Linked DNA regions of Homo sapiens: all the other regions are linked to region 3. Evidence: chromatin contacts called from ENCODE Hi-C or POLR2A ChIA-PET data. All regions are on one chromosome and are shown on one strand. Each heading gives the region's core, a stretch centred on a gene start or an enhancer-like site at or near the end of the contact. The rest is flanking DNA. Distances are from core to core; before and after follow the strand shown.

Region 1 (3,390 bases), core at 379-2,878, 170 kb after region 3:
TCTTAAAGCTCGACCACTGCTGGTTTTTGTTTTTTAACTTTTATTTTAGGTTTGGGGCACACATACAAGTTTATTATATAGGTTAACTGGTGTCATGGGGTTTTGGTGTATAGATTATTTTGTCACCCAGGAACTAAGTATAGTACCTGATAGTTGTTTTTTCTGATCCTCTCCCTCCATTTGGAGTTTTCTTATTCTATTCCTATTTACTGCTAACTTTATTTTTTATGTTTTTATTTAATTTTTTTAGAATTTAGATAGGGTCTCACTATGTTGCCCAGGCTAGTGTCGAACTCCTGGGCTCAAGTGATCCTCCTGTCTTGGCCTCCCAAAATACTGGGATTACAGGGGTGAGCCTCCTCACCCAGCTTATAATTTTAATTATTTCAACACTTGGTTTAAATTTTTCTTTTTGACTTATATTCTTCATGATTGTAAATGGATGTGAAACGTTTCATAATTTTTATAAAAATCCATACATGTTTCCCTCAAGTTCTTGAGTCTAAAATTAACATAGATCTGTCCTTACTTTTATTTAGTGGACCTTAATGTTCACTGAAGAAATATTATTGATACTTAGAGTAACTAAGCCACAATGGTAGGTTCCATAGTTAAAAGATAATTTTATATATTGTACTTTGGACTTAAACTAATCATTCAATTGTAAAGTAGTAACATCAAACTTTTGCTCTCAGAGTTTGTTCTGCTTCATCAGTACATTCAAATAGAATGCTCCATAATGAAGAAAATAGTCTATCACTTCATTTGCACTATCCAATAATGGTAGCCATTAACAACATGTGGCTAGTAAGCACTTGAAATGTGGCTAGTGCAACAGAAGAACGGAATTTTTAAGTGTTTAATTTTAATTAATTTTCATTTAAATAGCTCTTTGGCTAGAAACTACAATGTTGGACAACACAGTTCTAGATAGTTCAAAAAACATCAGTAATTATGTGGAAATAGAATAATAATGATTCTCATTACTAAACTATACAGGTTATATCATTGCCTCAGGAATTGCTGACACATCTCTTGACCAATTGTGCAAGAAGCAATGAGGTTTTGAGCACGGTTTTTTACCACTTTATGAATCAACCTTCCCGCCTCCTCTTCCCCCCCCCATCTCTGGAGTCCTCATAGTTTTCTCTTTAAAATCATTTGTAAAACAGAAAGCAAAGCTCTCAGATCTAACCAGTAGTCTAACTCTGACCTTAGGCTCCCACGGGAATTCAATTATTTTTGTTGGCCTAACCTCTAAGGGATGATGGATTTGCTATCTCTGTGTCCTCCTTCTTCCCTGACTCCCCCTCCCACCCTCACATCTTCTCCTCTAACTAGTCACATTTAGTTAGTTTCTTGACCTGCTGCCTTTGTTTTAAACAGGAATGAAAGAGAACCATAACTGGAAACAGAAACTGTTGCATTCAGTTATTAGGTCGCAATGGGAAAAATGAGGCTGTGTATGTATAAGTGTTTTTGCAGGGTTTAGGATAGCAGCTGCAGCTACCCCTTCTTTCCTTCCACTGCTAGACAAATTTCCAAGCACTTGATACTAGAGTTCTACCACTAGCTAGCCAGCTAGAGGTCTCGGTATCCTCTATGAACTGTTAATGAAGTTCCGGAAGTTCTTTCCTTAAAAAACAAAAGTTCTGAATGCTGACTCTCTAACCACGGAAATGGTATCTTATTACTAAAACACTAAAAATGTTAAGCTGCATACTGCTCCAATGAGTAGTCTGTAGACTTGTTACCATCTGTACTGGCCATAGCGAAAAAGGGTTTGACACTACATGATAGTTACTGGTACTTGTTCCCAATAGCTGCTTAAAATAAGCTGTTGGCAAGTTTGACTACTTTTTTTTTTTTTTTACATTTAAAAAATAACAACATTAAACAGTTATATCTGTAAATGTAAGAAGGTTAAGGCATTCTAAGTCACAGGATGGGATAGGAGGTAGGCACAAGATACAGGTCATAAAGACCTTGCTGATAAAACAGGTTGCAGTAAAGAAGCCGGCCAAAACCCACCAAAACCAAGATGGCAATGAGAATGACCTCTGGTCGTCCTCACTGCTATACTCCCACCAATGCCATGACAGTTTACAGATGCCACGGCAACATCAGGAAGTTACCCTATATGGTCTAAAAAGGGGAAGCATGAATAATAGACCCTTTGTTTAGCATATCATCAAGAAATAACCATAAAACTGGGCAACCAGCAACCCCCCGGGGCTGCTCTGTCTGTGGAGTAGCCATTCTTTTATGCCTTTACTTTCTTAATAAACTTGCTTTCACTTAAAAAAAAAATTAAACATTTACATTTGTATAAAGTACTTTCACATACCTAACCAAATTCAATTATTTTAACAACCCAGTAAGGCAGGAAAATCAGTTATTATTATTCTGATTTTTATGAGTGTCATCTGACTCCTAGGATAGCAGCATGTTTCCCAGTATACCAGTACTTCTACCTGGCAAGGGTGCTGCCCAAAAATGGTCTTGGGAGAATGTAGACGGTGTAGAAAAGTCTGTAATTTGGCCGGGCGCGGTGGCTCACACCTGTAATGGCAGCATTTTGGGAGGCCGAGGCAGGTGGATTACCTGAGGTCAGGAGTTTGAGACCAGCCTGACTAACATGGTAAAACCCTGTCTCTACTAAAAATACAAAAATTAGCCAGGCGTGGTGGCACATGCCTGTAATCCCAGCTACTTGGGAGGCTGAGGCAGGAGACTCGTTTGAACCCAGGAGGCGGAGGTTGCAGTGACCTGAGATCGCACCACTGCACTCCAGCCTGGGGAACAGCAGCGAAACTCTGTCTCCAAAAAAAAAAAAAAAAAAAAAAAAAAAAGCCTGTATGGTTGTAATTAATTGAGCACTCAAATTTAGTTCTTAAAACATTTTCTTTCCCCTCTTTGAATTATATTATTTTAAATGTCACTGGGCACGGTGGCTCACGCCTGTAATCCCAGCACTTTGGGAGGCCAAGGAGGGCGGGTCACCTGAGGTCAGGAGTTCGAGACCAGCCTGGCCAACGTGGCGAAACCCCATCTCTACTACAAATACAAAAATAAGCTGGGCGTGGTGCTGCATGTCTGTAATCCCAGCTACTTGGGAGGCTGAGGCAGGAAGAATTGCTTGAACCCAGAGGTAGAGGTTGCAATGAGCCGAGCTCGGGCCACTGCATTGCAGCCTGGGCAACAGAGTGAGACTGTCTCCAAAAAAAAAAAAAAAAAAAGCCAACCTTCTAGGGTAGATTTTGTAAAAACCAAATTATGGACATCCTAAGTTCTCAGATGTACAAATGAGTTACAGCTCTAAGTTGCATCTCTTCAATTTTATTTCTTGAAACAACTGCCCTCCTCCCTGCAAATCTACCCTCCCTTCTT
Region 2 (3,035 bases), core at 230-2,729, 220 kb after region 3:
TGAATAATTATTAAATCTACAGTCGATCCCTGTCTCCTTCTTCCTATCCCCTTGGAATGGGTAGTACACAATGTGGTAAGAGGAAGGGCATAAATAAGATCGGTGGATTTCATCCCTGTGTTCCCTGGTACTTTCTAAATACTTCTATTATTATAACGCTGATTTTATTATCTATACATAATGCCATGTGTTGTTGTATCTCTTTCCATGATCACTTTCTGGTGAAGCTATGAATGAGAACTGAAATATCCAAAAATGGCAAAAATAAGCATAACTATTCTTGCACACTGAGCTCTTCCTTTACAGTGTGTGGCCAAAATTATGCTTTTCATACATTATTTCATTTAATCCTCACAACAATCCTGTGAAGTAGGTATTATAATTATATCAATTTTACAGAAGAAGAAACTGAGGTTTCGGGGAGGTTAAGGGATTTGTGCAAAGTCACAAAGCTAGTAGGTGGCAGACATGTTTATCTGCCACACTCTTATTAAACATTAAACTATCCTGCCAATCCCAAACCTATGTGACAGAAACTGAAAGTAAGAAATACCAGAAACCTGGATATGCTGCTGATCATGTAAAAGAATTAGGGAAGGGCATCAATTCTAAGAATTGTGTGATACAAATGATAGCTTCCTTGACTCACTTCCAACCTTTCCTTGAACTGAAAACATGGCATTCCATTCCTGAAGGAGAATGGGACACTACTATGCACTGGGAATGTAACTGTCCCCTCCCCTCTTTTAGTAGGATAACTTGCATTACTATTTGATGGTATTGACAGGATCTCAATATCTTCTCAATTTGGTCACTTTCTTTTTTTTTTTTTTTTTTTTTTGAGATGGAGTCCGGCTCTGTCGCTCAGGTTGGAGTGCAGTGGCACAATCTCAGCTCACCGCAACCTCCGCCTCCCAGGTTCAAGTGATTCTCATGTCTCAGCCTTCCGAGTAACTGGGATTACAGACTTACACCACCACGCCCAGCTAATTTTTGTATTTTCAGTAGAGACGGGGCTTCACCATGTTGGCCAGGGTGGTCTCAAATTCCTGGCCTCAAGTGATATTCCAACTTCGGCCTCCCAAAGTGCTGGGATTACAGGCGTCAGCAACAATGCCCGGCCTCAATTTGGTCACATTAAAAAAAAATGATATGGCCACGTGCAGTGGCTCACACCTGTAATCCCAGAGTTTTGGGAGGCAGAGGCAGGAGGATCTCTTGAGGCCAGGATTTTGAGACCAACCTAGGCAACACAGCAAGACTCCCTCTTTACAAAAAAAAAGAAACTTTAAAAAATTAGCCAGGCATGGTGGCACATGCCTGTAGTCTCGGCTACTGGGGAGGCTGAGGCAGGAGGATCACTTGAGCTCAGGAGTTCAAGGCAGCAGTGAGCTATGACTGTGCCACTGCACACCAACCTGGGTGACAGGGTGAGACTCTGTCTCTAAATAAACAAGCAAGCTACTACTTAGATCAGCCAGTTTAAGACTAACTAGGTTGGTTGGTAACATAAAAATGATTTCTTAATAGAATATCCAGTGACCCGAGCAACTTGCATAACTCCTACCAGTGAAACTAACCTTTAAAAAATGTTCTCAGTACATGAAATGTATTCATAAGATACTTCTAAAAATAACTCCCCACTGTAATTCCCTCCTTATGCATCTGGGCAGAGATGTCATATTTCCTTCACAAAGCTTCCTTTTATGTTGCAACAGTAAGAATCTCAATTTCAAGCTAAACCAGAACAATCTAGAACTATAAACTTTTTCATAAGACATGATTATTTGTATTAGTATGCTATATTTTATATAAATTGTCCACATGTGATGGGACATCCTTACGTTTTTAACTCAGAACTATTTTTAACTGGAAAACAAAGCAGCTGTAGTTTTAAATTCTGTCATCCTTCCCCCATCTTTTTTCTGCTAACACGTGGCTTTCCACAAAAGGGTCAGTGTGATCTTTGCAGATCAGAGATAAGGAATATAGCCACAATAAACTAGAGAAGGTTAAGCACGTTTTAAGTAATTCAGGAGTTTAAAACTTGTCATCTATGTATAAAACAAGCAAACAGTTATAAGTGGTTAAATAAACATGTACAAATTAATAGGATGGAGTTTGTAACTTCTACTTTTCCCTTCAACGAGTGTCATTTTGGCAGGCAGCCATATAATCTGCAATAATCTGTCATCACGAAGCACCACCCACTTCCTCTGCTTCACCCCCATCCAAGCTATGACTGGGATATTTCTGGACTGCTAATATAACATTCAGACAATCATAAAAGGCCTCTCAATGAAAGCTGAAATTAACATAATTTGTACTTTTAAGTTTTAAACATGCATAAATCTTAAGGAAAAAGAACGTGCTATATGACATCACATTTTAAAGATTATTTGACACTTAAAATTTCCTTTTTCATACATTAGAAAGAATAGCGCCCCCATTAGTAATATCCACTGCAATGCTTCTTAAATGAAAACATCCTATGCATAATTATAAGACTTAATTTACACATTTAACCTGCACAGTATTATGAGTTTGGATATGACAGTCACATGTTAGCCTATGCATTTTATTTAAACCTCATTCCAAGAGACTAGTGAAGTTGGTAAAGAAATTATTAAGGTAGCTTTCCTGATTTATAACATATTTTGCATTAACTTTTTAACATACAAATGATGACATGTCAAAAAAAAAGTATCTGTTTTCCTACTTAAACTAAATTCATTTTATGGACTATAGTAGTCACATAAATTGTTAATAACCGAATGGCCAACATGTTTTATTTTTATACTTTCATAAGTAGCTAACTCTATGTATTAAATTGATTTAAAAAGTTACAAAACAAAATAAATGTGACCAAACCCTCTGACTTTTCTGTCTCTAAATTTGGTATTACATTCAAGAAACAGCTCTGCTTTCTATACTATTTTCCCTTTCTGTGAATGAAGAAAAATAGGAGGCAGGCTTGTTACTTTTAAAGATCTCTAGGATGAATAGTGTGCCACTTGGAGTAGCTTGATTGTAAA
Region 3 (3,144 bases), core at 100-2,599:
CTTATCATATTCAGCAAAAAGCAAGCAGCTTGTGGTCACAGTAAGAGCAGTTTTGGTATGAATAAATATGGTTTAAAATTGTTTTTCAAAAAACAAACATAAAAAACCAAAACCCAAACATTTCTCAGGAATTTTGTGAGGACGAATTTTGTGTGTGGAGAAAACGGACAAATACATTTCCCCATATATTTAAATGCTCAAAAGTTCACTCAGGTGCTCTCACCAGGCAATTACTATGACAAGTGATCACGTGCGAAAATACAGAGAATCTGGCTCGTTTTAAAGTGCAGGAGAAAAGCAAGGCCTTACTGTTTCTGAATTTGCTGTGTGTGTGTGTGTGTGTGTGTGTGTGTGTGTGTGTGTGTATGAGAAGATGGGATCTGGCTCTGAAGCGCAGACAGGAGTGCAGTGGCAAGATCGTAGCTCACCGCGGCCTCAAACTCCTAGATTCAAGAAGTGATCGGCCGGGCGTGGTGGTTCACGCCTGTAATCCCAGCACTTTGAGAGGCCGAGGTCAGGAGATCAAGATCATCGTGGCTAACACGGTGAAATCCCGTCTCTACTAAAAATACAAAAAATTAGCCGGGCGTGGTGGCGGGCGCCTGTAGTCACAGCTACTCGGGAGGCTGAAGCAGGAGAATGGCGTGAACCCGGGAGGCGCAGCTTGCAGTGAGCCGAGATCACGCCACTGCACTCCAGCCTGGTCAACACAGAGAGACTCCGTCTCAAAAAAAAAAAAAAAAAAAAGTGATCCTCCCGCCCCAGCCTCCGGAGTAGCTAGGACTACAAGCATGCACCACTGTGTCTGGCTTTTTTCTTTTTTTCTTTTTTTTTAAGTTTTCTGTAAAGACGGGGTCTTGCTACCTTGTCCAGGATGGTCTCAAACTCCTGGGCTCAAGCGATCTTCCTGCTTTGGCCTCCCAAAGTGCTGGGAATACAGGCATGAGCCACCGCGACAGGCCATGTTGCTGAATTTGGAAAGTGGAGCAAAGAATCATGCAAAAAATTAAGAAAACCAAAACGCAACCAAGGCGAATTCAATTGCATTTTTTTTTCCCAGCGACACTTTCTGAGACACGAACCTCTCTCTTCGGCGAACCTATTCCAGGGCGCCCTTCATTTTCATTTCTTGAAACAACAGCCTTGCAGGCCGAGCCGCTGTTCCCGAGAACTCGGCAGCCACAGGGAGCAGGTTGCATGGACCCAGGAGCGCGAGAGGCCCTGCTCTGCCAGCTTCGGCCAATCAGAGGCCAGGGAGCGGTGGGCGTGACGTGGGGCGGTGCGCGGGGCTGGGCGGCGGCTGAGGCGCGTGCTCTCGCGTGGTCGCTGGGTCTGCGTCTTCCCGAGCCAGTGTGCTGAGCTCTCCGCGTCGCCTCTGTCGCCCGCGCCTGGCCTACCGCGGCACTCCCGGCTGCACGCTCTGCTTGGCCTCGCCATGCCGGTGGACCTCAGCAAGTGGTCCGGGCCCTTGAGCCTGCAAGAAGTGGACGAGCAGCCGCAGCACCCGCTGCATGTCACCTACGCCGGGGCGGCGGTGGACGAGCTGGGCAAAGTGCTGACGCCCACCCAGGTACACCGGGCGGCGGGCGTGCAGCGAGCGGCACGGCGCGGAGGCCTGTGCCGGCCTCCTGGGTGGGACCCAGCGGAGACAGGGCCAGGGGCGGTGGGGAGGTTCAGCCTGCGTGTGTCGAGGCCCCCCCAGGCCAGAGGTCCCGGGGTCCATGTCCCATGCCTGGGGGCCACCCCGAGCACCGGGAACCCGGCCTGTGGCGTGGCCAGGCAGGTTCGGCCTGCGGCAGAAATTCATTCACTTTTCCCGGGCTTCAGACCCAAGAGGGACCTAGGTTCGGAAACAGGCCGGATCCCCCTCTCCCCCCACAGGCCAGGGCGCTGGAGAGGGACGTCGCCGGGACAGAGTAGGCTGTGGCTGCCCGGACGCCCCCAGAGCTTCCCCTAGGGCCTCAGCATTTTAGGCCTGGTTTTGGAGGGCTGAAGCCTCACCCGAGAGCCTGTGACGCATTATGTAACTGGCGATGAGCGCGCCGGCCGATTTCTCCTTTGTTAAATGGGTCGAGAGCGTCCAGCCGGTACGCTGGAGGGCAACGGTTTAGTTTTGGTCTTTGACCTCCCACGCCCACGGCTGGGGCTGCCGAAAGTGAAGAAACTAGATTTGCAGACGCCACTGCTAGTTGGTTATGAAGCTCCGGGCAACAGCGTAAAATAAACTGCCCCGACCTTACATTGTTTTGGATGTTCACAGAATTTAATTTTTTTGGATGTTTAAATATGTAGTGCCCATCTAACACAGCCTCCCTTTTCCTGCTCCCTGCCCGCCTCTCATCACCTTGGCTTTCTCCTTTTCTTTGCACTTTGAAACGTACAGTTAATGCAGATTTCACTTCAGCAGGCTCCAGGTAACCTCCTGATCACCAAATCCAGAAACGCTGTGATTCCGGACAGACAATGTAAGGGTGTCGTTGAGAGGGGACTCAGTGCCAGGGTTGGAATCCCAGCCTTATCTGTTTCTCTTAATAGTGTGCTGGGATACTAGCCCCATGGTGTTGTTGGGACTGAAATAATATACAGCCTGGGCAACATAGCAAGACCCCAACTCTACAAAAAAAAATTGGCCAGGTGTGATGGTGTGAGCATGTAGTTCCCAGCTGCTCAGGAGGCTGAGGTGGGAGGATCGATCGATTGAGCGCTGGAGGTTGAGGCTACAGTGAGCCTTGATAGCGTCACTACACTCCGGCCTGAGTGACAGAAGGAGACCTGGTCTCAAATAAAATACATAACGTATATAAAACTCCAGCTCCTGGCTCTTACAGTCAATACAGGGTCATTGATTTTATTAAAAATCTATTCTGTTTTGTCTTTGGAGAGTCTGAGATCAAAGAAAGAGTATTGGTTTCTTCAGCATTTCTTGTTTTTGAGACAGAGTCTCACTCTGTCGCCCAGGCTGGAGTGCAGTGGGGTGATCTTGGCCGCCTGCAGCCTCTGCCTCCCCAGCTCAAGTGATCCTCCCACCTCAGCCTCCCGAGTAGCTGGGATTACAGATTCCCGCCACCATGCCCAGCTAATTTTTGTAGTTTTAGTAGAGGCAGGTTTCACCGTGTTGGCCAGGCTGGTCTCAAACCCCTGACC
Region 4 (3,190 bases), core at 307-2,806, 190 kb after region 3:
TTGAACATGTTAAGGTCTCTGTCCTCAAAGAGATTGCATCTAGTGAGAAAGCAAGCCTGAAATGCAGGCAATAACAGAATAATGTAGCACACTTAAAGGGTATTTAACCCAGTCTCTTAGGGAAAGGAAGTAAAGAAGTACTAGAGAAGCCAAAAGATATTTGAGGAAGGGGGGCAGTTAATGCAAAAGCCTAGAGACACAGTTCATGACTAATAAACACAACTGACAGACTGGATAAGAGAATATAGATGTTTGGACCTTTAAACTCGCTTTAAACTCTACATGATGTTTCCTGAAAGAAAAGGCATGATAGCCCATTCTACTAGGAATAGTGACTTGGTTGCTAGAGTTTGGATTATTTTCTCCAGAATTAACATGAGAACACACCAGGATTTGTGTCCTGAAGGATACGAATTGCAAAGCAATTCAAACTGATTATCAAACTTTTAAAATCCAACAAAATGTCAAAAATATTATATCCATTTCAGAGTCTAATTAGGAAAGATAAAATGGAGAAAAGGAATAATTTATTAAAATTAATATTAAACATCTGTCAAAACCATCATGAGAAAAAGGACTATATTCTGTATCAAGAGTTATCTTCCATATGTCCCATACTTATGGGGGGGTTGGAAGAGCAAGATTTTTATATCAAAATATAAAGCTTGTTATATTCTATGACTTTGGTTTTTTCTAGGAAGGTCATTCTCTGTGCCCTCTTCTTAAAATGGAAAGTAACATTCAATTAACTACTGCAAAGCTAAATAAAAACAAGGGACATGGAACACAAATACTCCCTTAATTCTGATTATTTCATATATAGATCCATGATAACTTCTGATATAATAGTGGTAAAAACTTAAGATTTGCATAAAGATTTGTATATAGCCACTTCCGCCAGGACTCAGAAATGAAACTCTGGTATAACCAAAAACATAAGGTAGAGCATTGGTTATTTGCCTTTTAAGTTTCAAAAATAATGACAAGAGAATGATAATATACCATCAATCTTTCCATTCAGTCAGAACTCTGTATCAACAACAACCCCAAAAATATGTGGATATCTTCAATATTTTGGAGGAAAAATACATCAGGGGTTCAATGATGCATGCTTTCTAGAAAATAATGACAGAAGTCCTAAAATCTGAACTCTCATTTCCTGTCTTCTTTTTTCACAATTTATTTATATCTAGAGATGTGAGGATGAGAAACAAAATAGAACCCTCACTATAAAAAGTCAAAGTGACAGATGAGAAAATAAAAGTTAAGATTACATTCAAGTCTATAAATAAAATTGTTTCAAAGTTGTTTGCTTAAGTTATATTAGAACAGTGAGGTCTGATAGGTCTTTACGTCTTTTGTCTGTAACAATAGTTGTGTTTTTATATATGCCAATATAAATATATCTATTGGTGGTAGAAACAAAAGTCCCATTTCTAAGCGAGTTTTAAAATATGCCAGAGCAGCTTTGTATATTTTTAGATAGTGTTCAGATTCCTGACCCAAACTACATTATCATAACTCAGGCCTCAGGCACTCTCCAGATGGTTAAGATATGGTGTAAGTGTATGTGCGTGTCTGGCTGCAGTTGATAGTTGGGCAAAGAGGAAACTATCACAAAGAGGAAGTATACTGAATGGCAGCTCCTTTAGGTTACAAAAGAAGATAGCTGCTAATAAAACTTTAAATGTGTTGATTGATAAAAAACGAGAAGAAAAAGAAACCAAGAAAAAAAAATTCAAAAAAAGAGGTAAAGAGGAAAGGGAAAAGAAAAAGAAAGAAGGAAAGAAGAAAGAGGAGGACAAAAAAAAAAAAAGGTAGAAAGAGCCAGAAAGGGGCAGAAGGTTAAAAAGGCAATCTCAGTGAACGATGATCCTTTGGTTTGACAGTACCCATTTATCTTTATGAGGTTCATAAGTCTGAAACTGCCATAAACTGTGTGAAAATGTGGGACATCTGTTTCCTTTGGTATGAAGAACAAGAATATGGAATTTATCTCATCTATGCCCAACTGCCACCTACCAAAAGAAAAACAAGTAACACAAAACTCTAGATTATGGCATACACAGGTCTGCAGTCTCGTTTTATATTAGAAGGCAGAAATTCTAGAACAACATATACTACATATGATTAGTATTTTTAAACAGTGACTAATTACTAGAGAAAATAAATGTAATTTGGAATTCAATTCCATTTCCTCTAGAACAAGGTCTGTAATACTTAACCTTTGATTACTGAATTGACTTAGAGAGGGAATGAATGTAAGAGGCATACAGCATGGAGTCCCAGAAAATGCTAACACCAGGCTGAATTAAGAAGTAAGGAGCCAGGTTCTGCCCCCAGCTGCACCATTTGCCAACCCTGTGACTTTGGGCCCACTGCTTACTCTAAAATGAGAATAATGGCTAGGCATGGTGGCTCGCACCTGTAATCCCAGCACTTTGGGAGGCCGAGGTAGGTGGATCGCTTGAGGCCAGAAGTTCGAGACCAGCCTGGCCAACATGATGAAACCCAGTTTCTACTAAAAATACAAAAATTAGCCGGGCATGGTGGCACATGCCTGTAATCCCAGCTACTTGGGGGGCTGAGGCAGAAGAATCATTTGAACTGGGGAGGTGGAGGTTGCAGTGATCCAAGAACATACCACTGCACTCCAGCCTGGGCAACAGAACGAGACTCTTATCTCAAAAAAAAAAAAAAAAAAAAAAAGAATAATATCTGACTTTACAGTAGTCTTAAGGATGAAATTTAAAAATGCATGTAAAAGTGCTTTATAAATTGCTATAAATATATTATTAGTATTAATAAATAAAAGCATTTTGAAACCTATGAAGGTAAAGTATGATTATCACATTACAAATACATGAATTTTTTTTTTTTTTTTTGAGATGGAGTCTTGCTCTGTCACCCAGGCTCGAGTGCAATGGCACGATCTCAGCTCACTGCAACCTCCGCCTCCTGGGTTCAAGCAATTCTCCTGCCTCAGTCCCCTGAGTAGCTGGGATTACACGTGTGCATCACCATGCCCTACTAATTTTTGTTTTTAGTAAAGGAGGGGTTTCGCCATATTGGCGAGGTTGGTCTCGACCGCCTGACCTCAGGTGATCCTTCCACCTTGGCCTCCCACAGTGCTGGGATTACAGGTGTGAGCCACCACGCCCAGATATAAATTTGTTTTTAACACCTATGA

Evidence for each region. A loop is a pair of places that touch in the nucleus more often than their neighbours do. ChIA-PET counts read pairs that join two places held with the same protein, here RNA polymerase II (POLR2A). Pooled maps may share reads with other maps.
Region 1: a pooled map shows a loop between it and region 3 (4-fold over the local background). The contact joins the enhancer-like site here to the promoter of PEBP1 in region 3. A Hi-C loop is called at or near these places in 1 of 37 single-sample maps with no recorded cell type and 10 of 50 pooled maps. POLR2A ChIA-PET finds 5 or more read pairs at or near these places in 10 of 52 experiments (AG04450, GM10248, H1 and 6 more).
Region 2: a loop to region 3 is called in a map of OCI-LY7, with 5 times the contacts of the local background. The contact joins the enhancer-like site here to the promoter of PEBP1 in region 3. A Hi-C loop is called at or near these places in 2 of 168 maps with a recorded cell type or tissue (CD8-positive, alpha-beta T cell and OCI-LY7), 1 of 37 single-sample maps with no recorded cell type and 13 of 50 pooled maps. POLR2A ChIA-PET finds 5 or more read pairs at or near these places in 14 of 52 experiments (CD4-positive, alpha-beta T cell, CD4-positive, alpha-beta memory T cell, CD8-positive, alpha-beta memory T cell and 10 more).
Region 4: a pooled map shows a loop between it and region 3 (3-fold over the local background). The contact joins the enhancer-like site here to the promoter of PEBP1 in region 3. A Hi-C loop is called at or near these places in 1 of 37 single-sample maps with no recorded cell type and 2 of 50 pooled maps. POLR2A ChIA-PET finds 5 or more read pairs at or near these places in 8 of 52 experiments (Caco-2, GM10248, H1 and 5 more).

Annotation. Positions count from the first base shown.
Region 1 is chr12:118,306,108-118,309,497 of GRCh38, forward strand. The region is part of intron 1 of TAOK3 (TAO kinase 3); the gene reads right to left. Among named protein-coding and RNA genes, the nearest start is that of TAOK3, 65 kb to the right of the region's middle. RefSeq lists an enhancer at 2,092-2,191. Within about 2 kb of position 1,629, at least 10 of the 41 ENCODE cell types and tissues checked have a DNase peak (open chromatin) inside an H3K27ac peak, as active enhancers do; they include PC-9, where a contact is called at or near this core.
Region 2 is chr12:118,355,477-118,358,511 of GRCh38, forward strand. All of the region lies in intron 1 of TAOK3 (TAO kinase 3), which reads right to left. Among named protein-coding and RNA genes, the nearest start is that of TAOK3, 16 kb to the right of the region's middle. Within about 2 kb of position 1,480, at least 3 of the 41 ENCODE cell types and tissues checked have a DNase peak (open chromatin) inside an H3K27ac peak, as active enhancers do.
Region 3 is chr12:118,134,775-118,137,918 of GRCh38, forward strand. PEBP1 (phosphatidylethanolamine binding protein 1) reads left to right here and starts at 1,350. Exons shown (of 4, transcript NM_002567.4): 1 at 1,350-1,570. The coding sequence starts at 1,436. LOC101928274 (a long non-coding RNA gene) reads right to left here and starts at 1,218. Exons shown (of 4, transcript XR_945409.4): 1 at 1,083-1,218. RefSeq lists an enhancer at 1,145-1,645 and a silencer at 1,638-1,727.
Region 4 is chr12:118,328,960-118,332,149 of GRCh38, forward strand. All of the region lies in intron 1 of TAOK3 (TAO kinase 3), which reads right to left. Among named protein-coding and RNA genes, the nearest start is that of TAOK3, 42 kb to the right of the region's middle. Within about 2 kb of position 1,557, at least 6 of the 41 ENCODE cell types and tissues checked have a DNase peak (open chromatin) inside an H3K27ac peak, as active enhancers do.